Linked DNA regions of Homo sapiens: region 1 is linked to region 2. A link is a loop called in an ENCODE intact Hi-C map of the cell type or tissue named here. Cell type or tissue: heart right ventricle. All regions are shown on one strand.

The links. Hi-C counts contacts between places; a loop is a spot of excess contacts. Peaks named below come from ENCODE experiments on the same cell type or tissue, not always from the same donor. Only the 100,000 strongest peaks of a DNase experiment are listed, where the experiment ranks them.
Region 1: it touches region 2 in a loop (4-fold over the local background); 42 of 110 quality-filtered maps call a loop at or near these places.

The regions. Positions count from the first base shown.
Region 1 is chr17:42,940,312-42,948,311 of GRCh38, reverse strand. LOC124900400 (small nucleolar RNA SNORA40) reads left to right here and starts at 7,610; the gene lies at 7,610-7,737. In heart right ventricle, no CTCF peak of the experiment used is centred here; no DNase peak of the experiment used is centred here; H3K27ac peaks cover 325 bases.
Region 2 is chr17:42,711,542-42,719,541 of GRCh38, reverse strand. It overlaps EZH1 (enhancer of zeste 1 polycomb repressive complex 2 subunit), which reads left to right. Exons shown (of 21, transcript NM_001991.5): 8 at 335-437; 9 at 925-1,088; 10 at 1,475-1,566; 11 at 6,153-6,333; 12 at 7,057-7,253. It also overlaps the pseudogene RPL34P30. Among named protein-coding and RNA genes, the nearest start is that of MIR6780A, 7.4 kb to the right of the region's middle. In heart right ventricle, no CTCF peak of the experiment used is centred here; no DNase peak of the experiment used is centred here.

The sequences.
Region 1 (8,000 bases), 230 kb before region 2:
CACATTGTATACTCTTCTGCATCTTGCTTTTCTCAGAGTGCCATGTTTTAGATAAAACCATAGTGTAACACTCATGCTATACAAAATGGGTCCATTAGTGGGAGAAAGGGAAATGTTTGCTTCACAGAAGCTTCCTTACTTTTGTAGAAGGACTCAGGCAGGATCTTGAACAGAGACCCATGTGAATTTGTCTCTGTGTGAGATCTCTGTCCCTCTCTGTGTTTGTTTCTTTAGGGTGTGCCTTAGTCTGATCTGACTGCTATAATAACAAAAACTAGGTAGCTTATAAACAACAAAAATGTATTTCTCACAGTGGAGGCTGGGAAGCTGGCAAATTCAGTGTCTGGTGTGAAGGTTCAAATACTGGTTCAGGAATAGCCATCTTTTTGCACCCTTGGTGCAAAGGGTAAGGGGTCTTTCTTGGGCCTTTTTTTTTTTTTTTTTTTTTTGAGACAGATGGAGTTTCACTCTTGTTGCTCAGGCTGAAGTGCAATGGTGCAATCTCAGCTCACTGCAACCTCCACCCCCTAGGTTCAAGTGATTCTCCTGCCTCAGCCTCCCGAGTAGCTGGGATTACAGGCGCCTGCCATCCCACCCAGCTAATATTTTGTATTTTTAGTAGAGATGGGGTTTCACCATGTTGGCCAGGCTGGTCTCGAACTCCTGACCTCAGGTGATCCGCCTGCCTCAGCCTCCCAAAGTGCTGGGATTACAGGCATGAGCCTCCGCACCCAGCCCTCTCGGGCCTCTTTTATAATGCACTAATTTCATTCACGAAGGCTCTGCCCCCGTGACCTAATCACCTGCTAAAGGGCCCACCTCCTGATACCACTTAGGGGGTTAGGATTTCAACATATGAATTTTTAGGGGTACACAAAGATTCAGAACACAGGTGCAACAACAAGAACAGTGACCTGGGAGGCCACTCTTGCTCACTACCACTCAGGTGGGTTCTTGTCACTTAGACCTAGAGCAACCATGTAATTTTAATATCCAGAGTTAGGCAAACCTCATGCCAGAACAACAGTCAGAAACCCAGACGGTGTTAAGGTAGCCTGGATGTCTGGTCCCCCTGCTGAGACTCCCTGAGCTTCAGTTTCTTGACCTGAAAATGGACACATGAACTGGGTGTCCTAAGAAGGAAGGAACCTTATGAAATAATTAAGAAAAGCCATAAACACTTGAGCAAATTATGTGAAAATGGTAATTGGTTGTATAAAGAAAGAGAAAATAAAGCAGCAGTTTTTGAACTGGTGATGTCATTCTTGCCTGTCACTGAGGCCCTAATCCAATGCCCCAGGGAGAGGGGGAGAAGAACAGAGTGTGTTCAGGGGAAGGGGTGGATTGTCTTTTATGAGGTTCACCAGGAAACAAAATGAGTTCATTTATTGGAGTAATCAAGTTTTAGGTACACACACAGGTTATATATTCTGGAATGTTACTATAACCCACTTTACGGCACAGAAATAGTAAGGGGGACTCCTTGGCTTCTAAGGAAATTTTTTTATGTGCGTACCCATAAATTGCTGAAGACAGCTGCTGTAGCTTCCACTAAGGTGATGCATGTAGGTACTAGAACAGATGTTAGTATGAAAGATGAAAGGTATCAGGTGGAAGAGACCCAGAGCAGTAGACAGACTGAATTCAGGGCCGGCGCTGTGGCTCATGCCTGTAATCCCAACACTTTGGGAGGCTGAGGCAGGTGGATCACCTGAGGTCGGGAGTTTGAGATCAGCCTGACCAACATGGGAAAAACCCCGCCTCTACTAAAAATACAAAATTAGCCAAGTGTGGTGGCGCATGCCTGCAATCCCAGCTACTCTGGAGGCTGAGGTAGGAGAATTGCTTGAACCCGGGAGGCGGAGGTTGCAGTGAGCCAAGATCGCGCCGTTGCACTCCATCCAGCCTAGGCAACAAGAGCAAAGCTCCGTCTCAAAAACAACAACAACAACAACAACAACAACAAACACACACAGACTGAATTCAGGAAGGCATTGTGCCAGTGTCCTGTGCTCCACCCTGCCTTGGAGTCCTGAGTGGAAACCAGTGAGTCGGCCAAGCTGTGCTAGAATGCCAGATCTGTCCCTGAATGAGAACTTAAATAAACTCTAGGGTTTATTTAAAACCTGGTACCAAAAGGAAAACAGACAGTGTTTGCCCTAATGAAAAAAATCTTTTTCAGAAAGCGTCTCTGTCTCCCATTCCTTTCCTGAATTTGATCCAAACTATGACTAGTGTTCTCAACAGAGGGCAAGTAGGGATGTTTGGGAACGAGTGATGGAGGAATTTCCTTCTTTCTTTAGAAAGGTCTGTATCTTCTGTGCAAAATACTACAGGCAGAGTGCCAGGCTTCAAACTAAGGAATAAGTAGGACTTAGTTAACTGACCTGGAGTTGTGTCTGGAGCAGAAGAGGCTCTCACAGGGACAGCTTTCTCTTTTGCTGAGCCATAAACTCCCTGCAGAAGTGACCTGTGGCAGAGGCCTGTTAGTAAATATCCCTGTTCATTTTAAAACACCAACCTCAAAGCCAAGAGTTTGGAGGAGGGAGAGGGGTTGAGGAGTTGTTGGTCAAAGGATACACACTTTTAGTTAGATAGGAGGAATAAGTTTTTTGATTTTTTTTTTTTTTTTTTGTCTGCTTGTGGGCTTGTTTGCTTTTTTTTTTTTTTTAGACAAGGTCTTACTCTGTTTCCTGGGCTGGAGTGCAATGGAAATCTTGTCTCATTGCAGCCTCGACTTTCCTGGGCTCAAGCGATCCTCCCACTTCAGCCTCCTGAGTAGCTGGGACTACAAGCACACACCACCGCACCTGGCTACTTTTTCTACTTTTGTGGAGACAGGGTCTTGCCATGTTGCCTAGGCTTGTCTTGAACTCTTGAGCTCAAGTGATCTTCCTGCCTTGGCCTCCCGAAGTTCTGGGATTACAGGCCTGAGCCACCTTGGTTGGCCAAGATAGGAGAAATAAATTTAAGATAACTGTAGTACTACACAATGACTATAGGTGTTTAATAACAATGTATTAGGCCAGGCGTGGTGGCTCATGCCTGTAATCCCAGCACTTTGGGAGGCTGAGGCAGATAGATCACTTGAGGTCAGGAGTTCGCGACCAGCCTGGCCAACATGGTGAAACTCCATCTCTACTAAAAATACAAAAATTAGCTGAGCATGGTGGCACACACCTGTAGTCCCAGCTACTCAGGAGGCTGAGGCAGGAGAATCACTTGAACTCCGGAGTCAGAGGTTGCTGAGCCGAGATTGCGCCGAGATTGTGCCACTGCCCTCTAGCCTAGGCAAAAGAGCAAGACTCAATCTCAAAAAAACAAAACCACTGAAAACTAATGTATTGTATTCTTGAAAATTGCAAAGAGAGTAGTTTTTTTTTTTTGAGACGGAGTTTCGCTCTTGTCGCCCAGGCTGGAGTGCAGTGGTATGATCTCAGCTCACGGCAACCTCCTTGTCCTGGGTTCAAGCGATTCTCCTGCCTCAGCCTCCCGAGTAGCTGGGATCACAGTCACCCACCACCATGCCCAGCTAATTTTTGTATTTTTAGTAAAGACAGGGTTTCACCATGTTCACCAGGCTGGTCTCGAACTCCTGACTTCAGGTGATCCACCCGCCTCAGCCTCCCAAAGTGCTGGGATTACAGGCGTGAGCCATTGTGCCTGGCCTACAATTTTATATGTATCAATTAAAATTAGTTAATTATTTAAGAGGCCAAGTGTTTCAGAAAAGAAGGGAGGAATCAACATTTTCTTCTGTGAAAATGCAAGTTCTCCCTTTCATAATACATAACTTGTGTTGTTGTTGACTTGTGCATATGATACATAATCACAGAATTCATTTGTTTATACGACAGATGTTTATTGAGAGTGTAGTGTGTGCCAAGCATTGTACCCAGCACTGGGGCCACACTGGTGAGTAATCTGGCCGTGGTCCCTGTTATGGCATTTACAGCTGTGGAGAAGGAAGATAAGAAAGAAACAATCCAATACATGTAAAAGTATAAATTCTGTTGAATCTGAGAGGAAGAGAGCAGGTAAACGAATAGAGAATAATGGGAGGAAGAGGGTAGGAGAGGGTAGTGGTGTTGTCAAAGGAGGCTGGGGGAGGATTTAGTTTTCTCATAATTTCCAGCATCCAGGCCATCTGAAATAAAGCAAACATAGTTTAATAGACAACACAATTTTTTTTTTTTTTTTTGAGATGGAGTCTCATTCTTTCACCCAGGCTGGAGAGAAGCGGCACAATCTTGGCTCACTGCAACCTCTGCCTCTCGGGTACAAGAGATTCTCCTGGCTCAGCCTCCCAAGTATCTGGGACTACAGGTGTGCGCCACCACACCCAGCTAATTTTTTGTATTTTTAGTAGAGACGGGGTTTCACTGTGTTAGCCAGGATGGTCTCAGTCTCCTGACCTCATGATCCACCTGCCTTGGCCTCCCAAAGTGCTGGGTTTACAGGCATGAGCCACTGCACCCAGCCAGCAACACAAGTTTTTAGACAAGTGTGAGACCAAGTAGCAAACATAAGCTATGTTTGCCCATTTCTGCTTGCCAGCATAATTTTCCAAAGCTTCTGACTCTGTGAAGACCTGCAGCTCTCCAGAAAGATGCTTTGAAGACAACAAAACAGAATACACAGCCCCCATGTCTCTTGTCCTCTTGCCGGAGTCACTGCATTCCTTAAAAGATGAATGACCTCCAGCCTGGGCAACATGGCAAAACCTCATCTCTACAAAAAAATACAACAATTGGCTGGGCGTGGTGGTGTGCACCTGTAGTCTCAGCTATTTGGAAGGCTGAGGTGGGAGGATTACCTGAACCTGGGGAGGTTGAGACTGCAGTGAGCCATGATTGTGCTACTGCATGCCAGCCTGGGTGATGGAGTGAGACCCTGTCTCAAAAAAAAAAAAAAAAAAAAAAAAAAAAAGAATGGCCTTAATCCCTGGCTTTTCCTATACATAAGATGACATCTGACGGGGTTAGTGATGATGCCTCTGTGATCTAGGACCAGATGTACTCTGACACACAAATCTTGCTGTGATTCTGCTTTCATGTAATTCTGAGCAAGTCTGATGGGATTTTGCACATACAGAACCTCCACCCCTATATATAAGCAGGGATCTGAAACACTGGGCCAGAGCCTGCTCCTAGGCTAGAGGCCTCAATCTATAGTCTTCAGCAAGACTTCTGAATAAAGTTAACTTTAATTCTTTAAAAGCTTGATATTTTTCTTTACTTGATGGAAGTCTGCTGGTTTCCCTTCCAACCACATGGCCATGCATAAGCCCCCCTCTTTTTTTTTTTTTGAGACAGGGTCTCGCTGTGTCACCCAGGCTGGAGTACAGGGTACAGTGATGTGATCGTGTCTCACTGCAGCCTTGATCTCCTGGACTCAAGCAATTCTTCCGCCTCAGCTGCCTGAGTAGTTGGGACTACAAGCATATGCCACCGCATTCGCCTAATTTTTAAAATTTTTGTAGAGACAGGGGTCTCACTATGTTGCCCAAGCTGGTCTAGAACTGTGTTCAAGTAATCCTCCTGCTTCAGTCTCCCAAAGTGCTGAGATTATGGCCGGGTGTAGTGGTTCATGCCTGTAATCCCAGCACTTTGGGAGGCCGAGGCAGCAGGATCGCTTGAGGTCAGGAGTTCAAGACCAGCCTGGCCAACATAGTGAAACCCCATTTCTACTAAAAATACAAAAAGTAGCCGGGCATTGTGGTGCGCACCTGTAGTCCCAGCTACTCAGGAGGATGAGGCAGGAGAATCGTTTGAACCCGGGAGGTGGAGGTTGCAGTGAGCCAAGATCATGTCACTGCACTCCAGCCTGGGTCACAGAGTGAGACTCCATGTCAAACAAACAAACAAGCAAACATACCCAAAGTGCTGAGATTACAGGCATGAGCCACTGCACCCGGACTTCAGCCTTTTCTCTCCTTTTTTTTTGAGATGGAATCTTGCTCTGTTGCCCAGGCTGGAGTACAGTGGTGCAATCTCAGCTCACCACAACCTCCGCCTCCTGGGTTCAAGCAATTCTCCTGCCTCAGCCTCCCAAGTAGCTGGGACTACAGGTGTGTACTACCACGCCCGGCTAATTTTTGTATTTTTAGTAGAGATGGGGTTTCACTATGTTGGCCAGGCTGGACTCGAACTCCTGACCTCGTGATCCACCTGCCTTGGCCTCCCAAAGTGCTGGGATTACAGGCGTGAGTCACCATGCCCATCCTAGCCTTTTCTTTATAGAAATTCCAGAGCTGTGAATTGTCTGCCAGCCACAGAAGATGACCATTGTCTTGGGGTTACTGGATTCATCAATGAACCATACATATGTTGGGCACCTTTTATGTGGCAGCTACAAAGAAGCAAAGAATAAGACTGACATGAAACTTGCTTGCGTCACTTTACACTCTAAGAGCCTCTTCCACCACTGTTAAACCATTTCTTCTGACCCCATGAGGCCAACTTTTCTTCCCCTTAGCAGAAAGTAAGCCCTTTGTTAGACCTCAGCAGAAGAGGGTGACCAAGGCATAACAGCCTGAAAGAGACCTCATGAAGACAAACAAGAAGTTATGATTAATAAAAACCTCTGTCAAGGCCAGGCGCAGTGGCTCACACCTGTAATCCCAGCACTTTGGGAGGCTGAGGTGGACAGATCACCTGAGGTCAGGAGTTCAAGACTAGCCTGGCCAACATGGCGAAACCCCGTCTCTACTAAAAATACAAAATTTAGCCGGTGTGGTGGCGGGCGTCTGTAATTTCAGCTACTTGGGAGGCTGAGGCTGAAGAATCGCTTGAACCCAGGAGGCGGAGGTTGCAGCGAGCCAAGATCACACCACTGCACTCCTATTCTTGGGCAACAAAAGCGAAGCTCCATCTGGAAACGAAACAAAACAAAACAAAACAAAACAAAAAACGTCTGTCAGTTGCAAGTCTAAATAGTGAAAAGCCGACTTCAAACCATCGTGTAATTTTTATTGTATTATTGTTTGGCATCATTTAATTATTGGTTGGCATTAAATCAACACTTATATAGTTCTCCCAGGCGTTGTTCTGAGCACATTATAAAAATTAACTCATTTAATCGTCATAACAACCCCCATGAAATAGGTCTTTTTTTTTTTTTTTTTTTTTGATATGGAGTCTCACTCTGTCACCCAGGCTGGAGTGCAGTGGCGTGATCTCGGCTCACTGCAAGCTCCGCCTCCCGGGTTCACGTCATTCTCCTGCCTCAGCCTCCCAAGTAGTTGGGACTACAGGTGCCCGCCACCACGCCCGGCTAAGTTCTTGTTTTTTAGTAGAGACAGGGTTTCACCGTGTTCGACAGGATGGTCTCAATCTCCCGACCTCGTGATCCACCCGCCTCGGCCTCCCAAAGTGCTGGGATTACAGGCTTGAGCCACCATGCCCGGCCGAAATCGGTCTTAATGTCATCCCCATTTCACAGCTGAGGATACTGAGACACCAAGAGAAGGAGTTTGCCTAAAGTCACTTAGTAAATGGAAGGGCACATCTTTGAACTAGCAATCTGGCTCCAGAGTCCACTTACCTAACCCCGTGCAGTGTGGCCTCTCAGTAGTATGTCTACTAATGTACTTAAAAAGAGCACACGCTGCACTTATGTATGTTTTTGTTTAACTTGTGGACAAAGACTTATGGATAGGTGCAACAAATAAATCCTCTTTTGCAACCCAGAACTCATTGTTCAGCATGAGTTTTGATACATACAGGAAGGGATATTTTGATACCTGAGACAGTTAACTGATGGGAGTATTGATAGCCATAAAGGTTGGTTCCAGGCCAGGCACAGTGGCTCATGCCTGCAATGCCCACACTGAGGTGGGAGTATTGCTTTAAGCCAGGAGTTCAAGATCAGCCTGGGCAAGAAAGTAACACCTCATCTCCACAAAAATTTAAAAATTAGCTGGATATCAGGGCATGTGTCTGTAGTTGCAGCTACTCAGGAAGGGGAGGCTAAGGAAAGAGGATTGAGCCCAGGAGTCA
Region 2 (8,000 bases):
TGGTCTCAAACTCCTGGCCTCAAGTGATCCGCTCCCCTCGGCCTCTCAAAGTACTGACTGGGATTACAGGCGTGAGCCACCTCACATCCAGATTCTAATTGGGACTGTGGATTTTGTTGTTAATATGTAGACTACTCTAACTTCCTTATTTACTGGTAGCATATATCAGATAAGTCCAGATAGCACTGATGTTTATATATCTCCAAACAATCAGTGGTTAGGTTAACAAAGCAGCTGTAATCAAAATGCTATGACAAAAGGAAAAAAGATCACACAGATTTGTTTACGTGTTCTGATAATCGCACTCAGGAGCTTTTTATCATTTCCAATTCAGGCAACAAAAAGAGTTCCAAGAAACAGTTCCCAAATGACATGATCTTCAGTGCAATTGCCTCAATGTTCCCTGAGAATGGTGTCCCAGATGACATGAAGGAGAGGTAGGGAAAGCTGTCCCACTTAGGCCATATACAGAGTGCTCGGACAAAACCTTTATTCCCTCCTAATTTTTGGTTAGTAAAAAGCTTTGTTTATGGTAAGGGCATTATGATTTGCCCGCAATTTGATTATTTCTTGCTTACTCAATTACCTCTAAATGCCCCCCTTACTATATTAAGGGTCATCGTATACTGGCTTTTGAGTGAGTCTGGGCAGAGAACATTTACTCTGCCATTTTTCTGGAGAGTTAACTCCAGCACCATCTTAACAAATCCTTCCCTCCCCTTACTTTCCAACATTTGCCCAACCCAGCATAATTACAATGGTGGACCCACTCTAGTTATCTACCATTCTCTTATCAACCAGACCTATAAAAAACACCCATCCTCCCTTGGCAGACCGTAGGTGAGCTACTGTCAGTACCCAATCTGTATTTCCTCAGTGGAGGCAGTTCCTCGGAGGAACTCTTATCTCTCTTTTCTTAAATAGGTATCGAGAACTAACAGAGATGTCAGACCCCAATGCACTTCCCCCTCAGTGCACACCCAACATCGATGGCCCCAATGCCAAGTCTGTGCAGCGGGAGCAATCTCTGCACTCCTTCCACACACTTTTTTGCCGGCGCTGCTTTAAATACGACTGCTTCCTTCACCGTGAGTGGGGCTACTCTGTTTGAAATGCTCTCCTCTCTTCCATCCCCAGCCACCATTTCCTTCTCTTTGTTCTGGTTTCTCGTATAGAGTTCCTGGCTTCTGTTCTAACGTTTTACAAAGGGCCAGTTCTATTTTCCCTTGCTCAATTATAGTGCAACATGCTTTGCATGATAGGGACAGACTAACTAGCAACTTATCTGTCCCTCAGTACCTCTTAGCTTTGAAAGCATTGTGTTGATGTCAGAAATGACTGAATTTTGTGCACCCTGATGGTAGCCGTTTATATCGAATTCTAACTCCTACAATAGCTCTCTAATTCACTTTTGTTTCTCCCCATCTTGTCAAGTGGATAGACCACTGGCAACAAGACAGTTTTTGTTTTCCAGCTTTTCATGCCACCCCTAATGTATATAAACGCAAGAATAAAGAAATCAAGATTGAACCAGAACCATGTGGCACAGACTGCTTCCTTTTGCTGGTATGTTCTTAAGCTGTTCTGGCATTATTAACTTCATTCTGGGAACACAAGCCACGTGAGCCAGTACACAGCACTCTGGGGGTCATATAGCACAAATAAAACATGGCTTTTGCTCTTAAGGAGCTCCCCAGTTACTGTGGGACCGCTCTTAAGGAACTCCCCAGACATGGTAGCACTATAAAGTTAGTCTGATGGAGTGCAGATTCGAAGATCATTAAAGGCTTGCCTGCTCTAAATATCATCTGCTTAGATTTCAGAGCCTAAAACTGTATTGTTAGAATTGGAGCAAAGTGTATGCTGGGGGGGTGGGTACACACTCTAGTTTCTTTGCTATCTTGTTATAAATGCATATAACTATGAGACGAATAGCACGTGATGATGCTGATGTCTTGTTGTGATCAACCAGATGGACCGTTCCCTGATGGACAGACCTTAAGAAGCAGCATAAATGGTCTGGCATACCTGTGGGGAAGCCATATATTGAGAGCTAGAAGGAAATAGATCAACTGGACTTGCCAAAGACACAGTTGGGCTTTTTACACAATAGGATGAGCCTAGGCGATGAATAAAATACCTTGATAAAATTTCTGCCACCTATTAAAATTATATTATACAACCAGCCAAGTGCTTTTGGAACCATCTTTAGTGGGATAATAGATGGAAAGATGGTAGAGAATGCTGTTGGGCACACATGTGGAAAATGGGCCGTACTGTAAAAGCAAAAGAATAGACGTTATTGGGTTTATTTTTTCCTAATGTGTATTGACTCCTTCCTATGTGCCAAGTATCATAGTAGACCCTTAACATACCTTGTCTTATTTTCATCCTATAACAGTGTCATGAGGTAGAGGAAACTGGATTACAAAAGTTATATATTTTGCCTAAAGTTTGTTGATAAGTCAGCGGTATGGCAGCGATGAAATTCAAGTCAGGGTCTAACTCCACAGATCATGCTTTTAAAATTACTCCATGTTTTTCAGCCAGGCGTCGTAGTGCACACCTATAATCCCAGCACTTTGGGAGGCTGAGGGAGGTGGATCACCTGAGGTCAGGAGTTTGAGACCAGCCTGGTCAACATGGAAAAACCCTGTCTCTACTGAAAATACAAAATTAACCAGGTGTGGTGGCGCACGCCTGTAATCCCAGCTACTCAGGAGGCTGAGACAGGAGAATTGCTTGAACCCAGGAGGTGGAGGCTGCAGTGAGCCGAGATCACGCCACTGTACTCCAGCCTGGGTGAGATAGTGAGACTCCATCTCAAAAAAAAAATAATAATAAAATGAAATTACTTCATCCTTAAAAAAATATATATGCCATGTTATGTCAACATACCAGCATTTATATAAGTCAAAAGGTCATTGCCCTTCTCACAGGAGTCACCTTGATACCCTGTACATGTATTACGAAGATGCTGCCAATGCCTGAAATGTATGCATGTTTAACTTACAGAGATAATGTATGCACAATTTTTCTTTTATTGCGTTTTAGGTTTGAGTGCATATTAAATATAATGCTGGACTATTTTCCCCCAACTGTTTACTAAGAACATTTTCAATCATGCAGAGTTGAAAGATACCTTCTTCCTGGATTTGATAACATTTTTTTCTGTATCTCCTTTCTCCATAAATTTGCGTATGTATATCTTTTGCTGAACCATTTGACAATAAGTTGCAGACATTGTGATGCTCATTTGGTAAATGTTTCAGCATAAAGACATTCTCTTACATAACCACATTATTACACCTAGGACAATTAATAAAAATTGTATAGTATCCTCTATTACCCATTCTATTAATATATTCAATTTTTTTTTCAGCTGTACCAAGAATAGGTATTTTTGTGTTGTGTTTTGTTTTGTTTTGTTTCCAAACCAGGATCATCCAGTCAGACATCATATTTGGTTATTATGTCTTTTTTTTTTTTTTTTTGAGACAGAGTTTCACTCTTGTTGCCCAGGCTGGAGTGCAATGGTGCAATCTCAGCTCACCACAATCTCCACCTCCCGGGTTCAAACGATTCTCCTGCCTCAGCCTCCCAAGTAGCTGGGATTACAGGCATGCGCCACCACGCCCAGCTAATTTTTGTGTTTTTAGTAGAGACAGGGTTTCTCTGTGTTGGTCAGGCTGGTCTTGAACTCCCAACCTCAGGTGATCAGACTGCCTGGCCTCCCAAAGTACTGGGATTACAGGTGTAATAAGGCGCCCGGCCTTGTTATGTCTTTTTACTCGTTTTTAATCTCAAATAATTCTATCACTTTTAAAATCTTTTTAAAAGTTCCAGGCTGGTTGTCTTGTAGGATGACCCACATCCTGGATTCATCTGTTGTTTTTTCACAGTGTCATTTCTGTGTTCTTCTGTCTCCTCTTTCTTATAACCTAGAAATTAGGTCTGGAAACTTGATTTTATTTATGTTAAAATGTTTGGCCATTATATTAAAATGGTGGCTCACGCCTGTAATCCCAGCAATTTGGGGGGCTGAAGCATGTGGATAGCTTGAGCCTAGGAGTTCGAGACCAGCCTGGGCAACATGGCAAAACCCCATGTCTATAAAAAATACAAAAATTAGCTGGACTGGACTTGGGAGGCTGAGGTGGGAGGATCAGTTGAGCCTAGAAGGTCAAGGCTGCAGTGAGCTGAGATCATGCTACTGTACTCACCTGGGTGACAGGGCAAGACCTCGTCTCAAAAAAATATATATATATATAAATACATATAATCTATTATATATTATATTATATATAAATACATATAATCTATAATATATATTATATATAAATACATATAATCTATGATATATATTATATATAAATACATATAATCTATAATATATAATATATAAATACATATAATCTATTATATATAATATATAAATACATATAATCTATAATATATAAATACATGTAATATATAGTATATAAATACATATATAATATATAAATTATATTTACATAAATTATATATATTTTATATTTATATAAATTATATATAAATATATTTATATAAATTTCATATATTTATATATTATATAAATATATATTTTATATTTATATAAATTATATAATTATATAATATATTTCCATATTATATATTATATATATAATATATAAAAATTATATGTAAATATATATAAATGTTTAAAATAGTATAATTGATACTGTATACTTCATACACAGCATAGGCACATAATATCAGGTTCAGTTAATTTTGAAACTTCTCTTTTGGAATTTCCTTTAGGCCTTACTGTATATTATTCCAAATTCCAGATACCCTTAATGATAGTTAACCTTTATTTTTTTTTCATTTTTATTACTCAAAAAAACTTCATTTTTAAATTGAGCTTTCTGACTCTGCTTGTGCCTTCAACACTTTCACAACAATTTTCTGCTGCTTGCTAAGGAAAGCACACTTGCTCCTGCACCAATACATTCAGCACACACGGATCCACCATAGGCCCTGCTGACATGCTTTTTTGTTTTGGACAATCTCATAGGAACTTTAGGTCTCATAGCACAAACCCCCCGAAGTCTGCTGGGCACACGCCACATGCAGATTTCAGTGCTTTCCCAACCCTCTTGGTATAAAGGTAATCAATTCTATTACCAGGGGCTCAGGACAGCCTAGTTTTGTTAAAAGCTATATTGTAGGAAAGCCTACATGTATGTCAAATGCTGGACCATTCTGAGTGCCTCTAGACAATGTCACTGGAAGATAAACCTTTATTTTGTAGAAATAGATTTAGTTTTCAGAAACAGCTAGGAAGTCTTTGAAAACCAAGTCTGATGAGAAAATATTGATGATCTAGGTGAGTGATAATTATTTCATTTTTTAAAAAAGGGGGTGATAGCTGTAAAATAATGAAACAATATTCTTCTGAGTTTCATACACAGATTTGGGAGGAAGTTTCAAAATTAAGTAGTAAGATTGTACAGATTAAGCATTACACATTTTATTAAGGAAACAGAGAAAGTGTGGTAGACTGGAAAGAATAGTGGCCTAGGGAGACAAGGAGCCCTGATTCCTATACCCCTCTGGAACTATTAGCTGCATACTCTCAAGCTAGTTTCTTCCCCTCTCTGAATCTCATTTCTTCATCCATAGGAGAATGTGTTCTCAAATTCCAAACAAGTAACACGCAAGTTAATTTTAGATACAACTCACTGGAAAATTGAAGACACAGATGCATAGATTATATCTTTTTTAAGATTATAGGACATTAGCTGGGCATGGTGACATGTGCGTGTGGTCCTAGCTACTTGGGAGGCTGAGGCAAGGGAATCACTTGAGCCCAGGAATTCGAGGCTGCAGTGAGCAGGCCTCTGCACTCCATCCTGGGCAAGAGAGAGAGACCCTGTCTCAAAAAAACAAACAAACAAAAAAACATTATAGGACAACTCTTTTGTGAAAAAGTACGTAAGTTTTGTTAAGCAGCTCTCATTGTTATATGATCATACTTATTATATGGTACAGAGAAAAAGAAAAGACACTATTATTGTAGACAGATGTTGTAAAGATGAAAGTTTGTGATGATGAGATCAATATGGTGATGGGCCTGTTCCTATTTCCTGTCTGTAATGTGTCCACTGCAGGAAGGAGCAAAGGAGTATGCCATGCTCCACAACCCCCGCTCCAAGTGCTCTGGTCGTCGCCGGAGAAGGCACCACATAGTCAGTGCTTCCTGCTCCAATGCCTCAGCCTCTGCTGTGGCTGAGACTAAAGAAGGAGACAGTGACAGGGACACAGGCAATGACTGGGCCTCCAGTTCTTCAGGTACGATGAACAGAAAATGAAGACTTTTTCTTTCCATGCAAGGACTCTGGTAAACCCAGGATCACTGCCTGACACTTAACTTTACTACCTCTTAAAAATTATAAATTCTTTCTACAAGTTTTGTAAACAGTAAAGATGGGGAATATTTTCTTTTTTTTTTTTTTTTTTTTTGAAACAGTCTCTCGCTTTTTTGCCCAGGCTGGAGTGCAGTGGTGCTATCTTGGCTCACTGCAACCTCCACCTCCCAGGTTCAAGCGATTCTCCTGCCTCAGCCTCCCAAGTAGCTGGGATTACAGGTGCCTGCCACCACGCCCGGCTAATTTTTATATTTTTAGTAGAGACGGGGTTTCGCCATGTTGGCCAGGCTGGTCTTGAACTTCTGACCTCAGGTGATCCGCCTGCCTCGGCGTCCTAAAGTGCTGGGATTACAGGCGTGAGCCACCCTGCCTGGCTAATTTTTGTATTTTTAGTAGAGACAGGGTTTCGCCATGTTGCCCAGGCTGGTCTTGAACTCCTGAGCTCAAGCAATCCACCCACCTCGGCCTCCCAAAATGCAGGGATTACAGGCGTGAGCCACCATGCCTGGCCTAAAGATAGGGAATATTTTCATTCCTAACTGTTCTACCTTTTAAAGTAGAATGAAGTACTTCTGAGTTTGTGACAAACTACTGATGACAACTGCATTCTACCTTCTTCTGATTCTGTTATTTCTTCCCTTCTCAGAGGCTAACTCTCGCTGTCAGACTCCCACAAAACAGAAGGCTAGTCCAGCCCCACCTCAACTCTGCGTAGTGGAAGCACCCTCGGAGCCTGTGGAATGGACTGGGGCTGAAGAATCTCTTTTTCGAGTCTTCCATGGCACCTACTTCAACAACTTCTGTTCAATAGCCAGGCTTCTGGGGACCAAGACGTGCAAGCAGGTACCATCTGGAAGCAGCAGAACAAATGGGCCCCTCCTTTCACGCATTGCTCTGTCCAGCCCTTTGCCATCTTACCAGGCTGTGTGTCTGGGTCTGGAGAGAAGTTGTCTTAAGTTCAGTCCCTGATGAGCCTGTGCTTCTGTGAGTTTCCCAAACATGGCCCTTCTGCAAGTGCCAGGCCTAATGATGTTTGGGGACCCGCCTCCTCCTTGCTGAATGCTCATTTCTGTCTGGACTCTATTTAATGCTTCTGGGTCCTACACTCTTTCGCTTCTTTTTTTTGGCTCTGGCCTCCTTTCTAAATGTGTACCCCTTTCCCAGAAGGGACTCCCAGGTCTTTCTGTGGCTCTTGTTAATGAGCACACTGCTGCTGCTGCTGCAGCTGCTGCAGCTGCTGCTCCCTCCACCACTCCGCCAGCCTCTTCAGTCATTTTATTCTCCACATTTTCTATCACTAGATTATCTTTATTTTGTCTTTGAGACAGGGTTTCACTGTGTCGCCCAGGCTGGAGTGCAGTGGCATGATCATAGCTCACTGCAACCTCCGCCTCCTGGGCTCAAGCAGTCCTCTCCCCTCAGCCAAGCAAGTAGCAAGGGACTACAGGTGCAGGCCAGTATGCCCAGCTAATTTTTTTTTTTTTTTGAGACAGAATCTCGCTCTGTTGCCCAGGCTGGAGTGGTGCAGTGGCATAATCTTGGTTCACTGCAACCTCCGCCTCCCAAGTTCAAGTGATTCTTCTGCCTCAT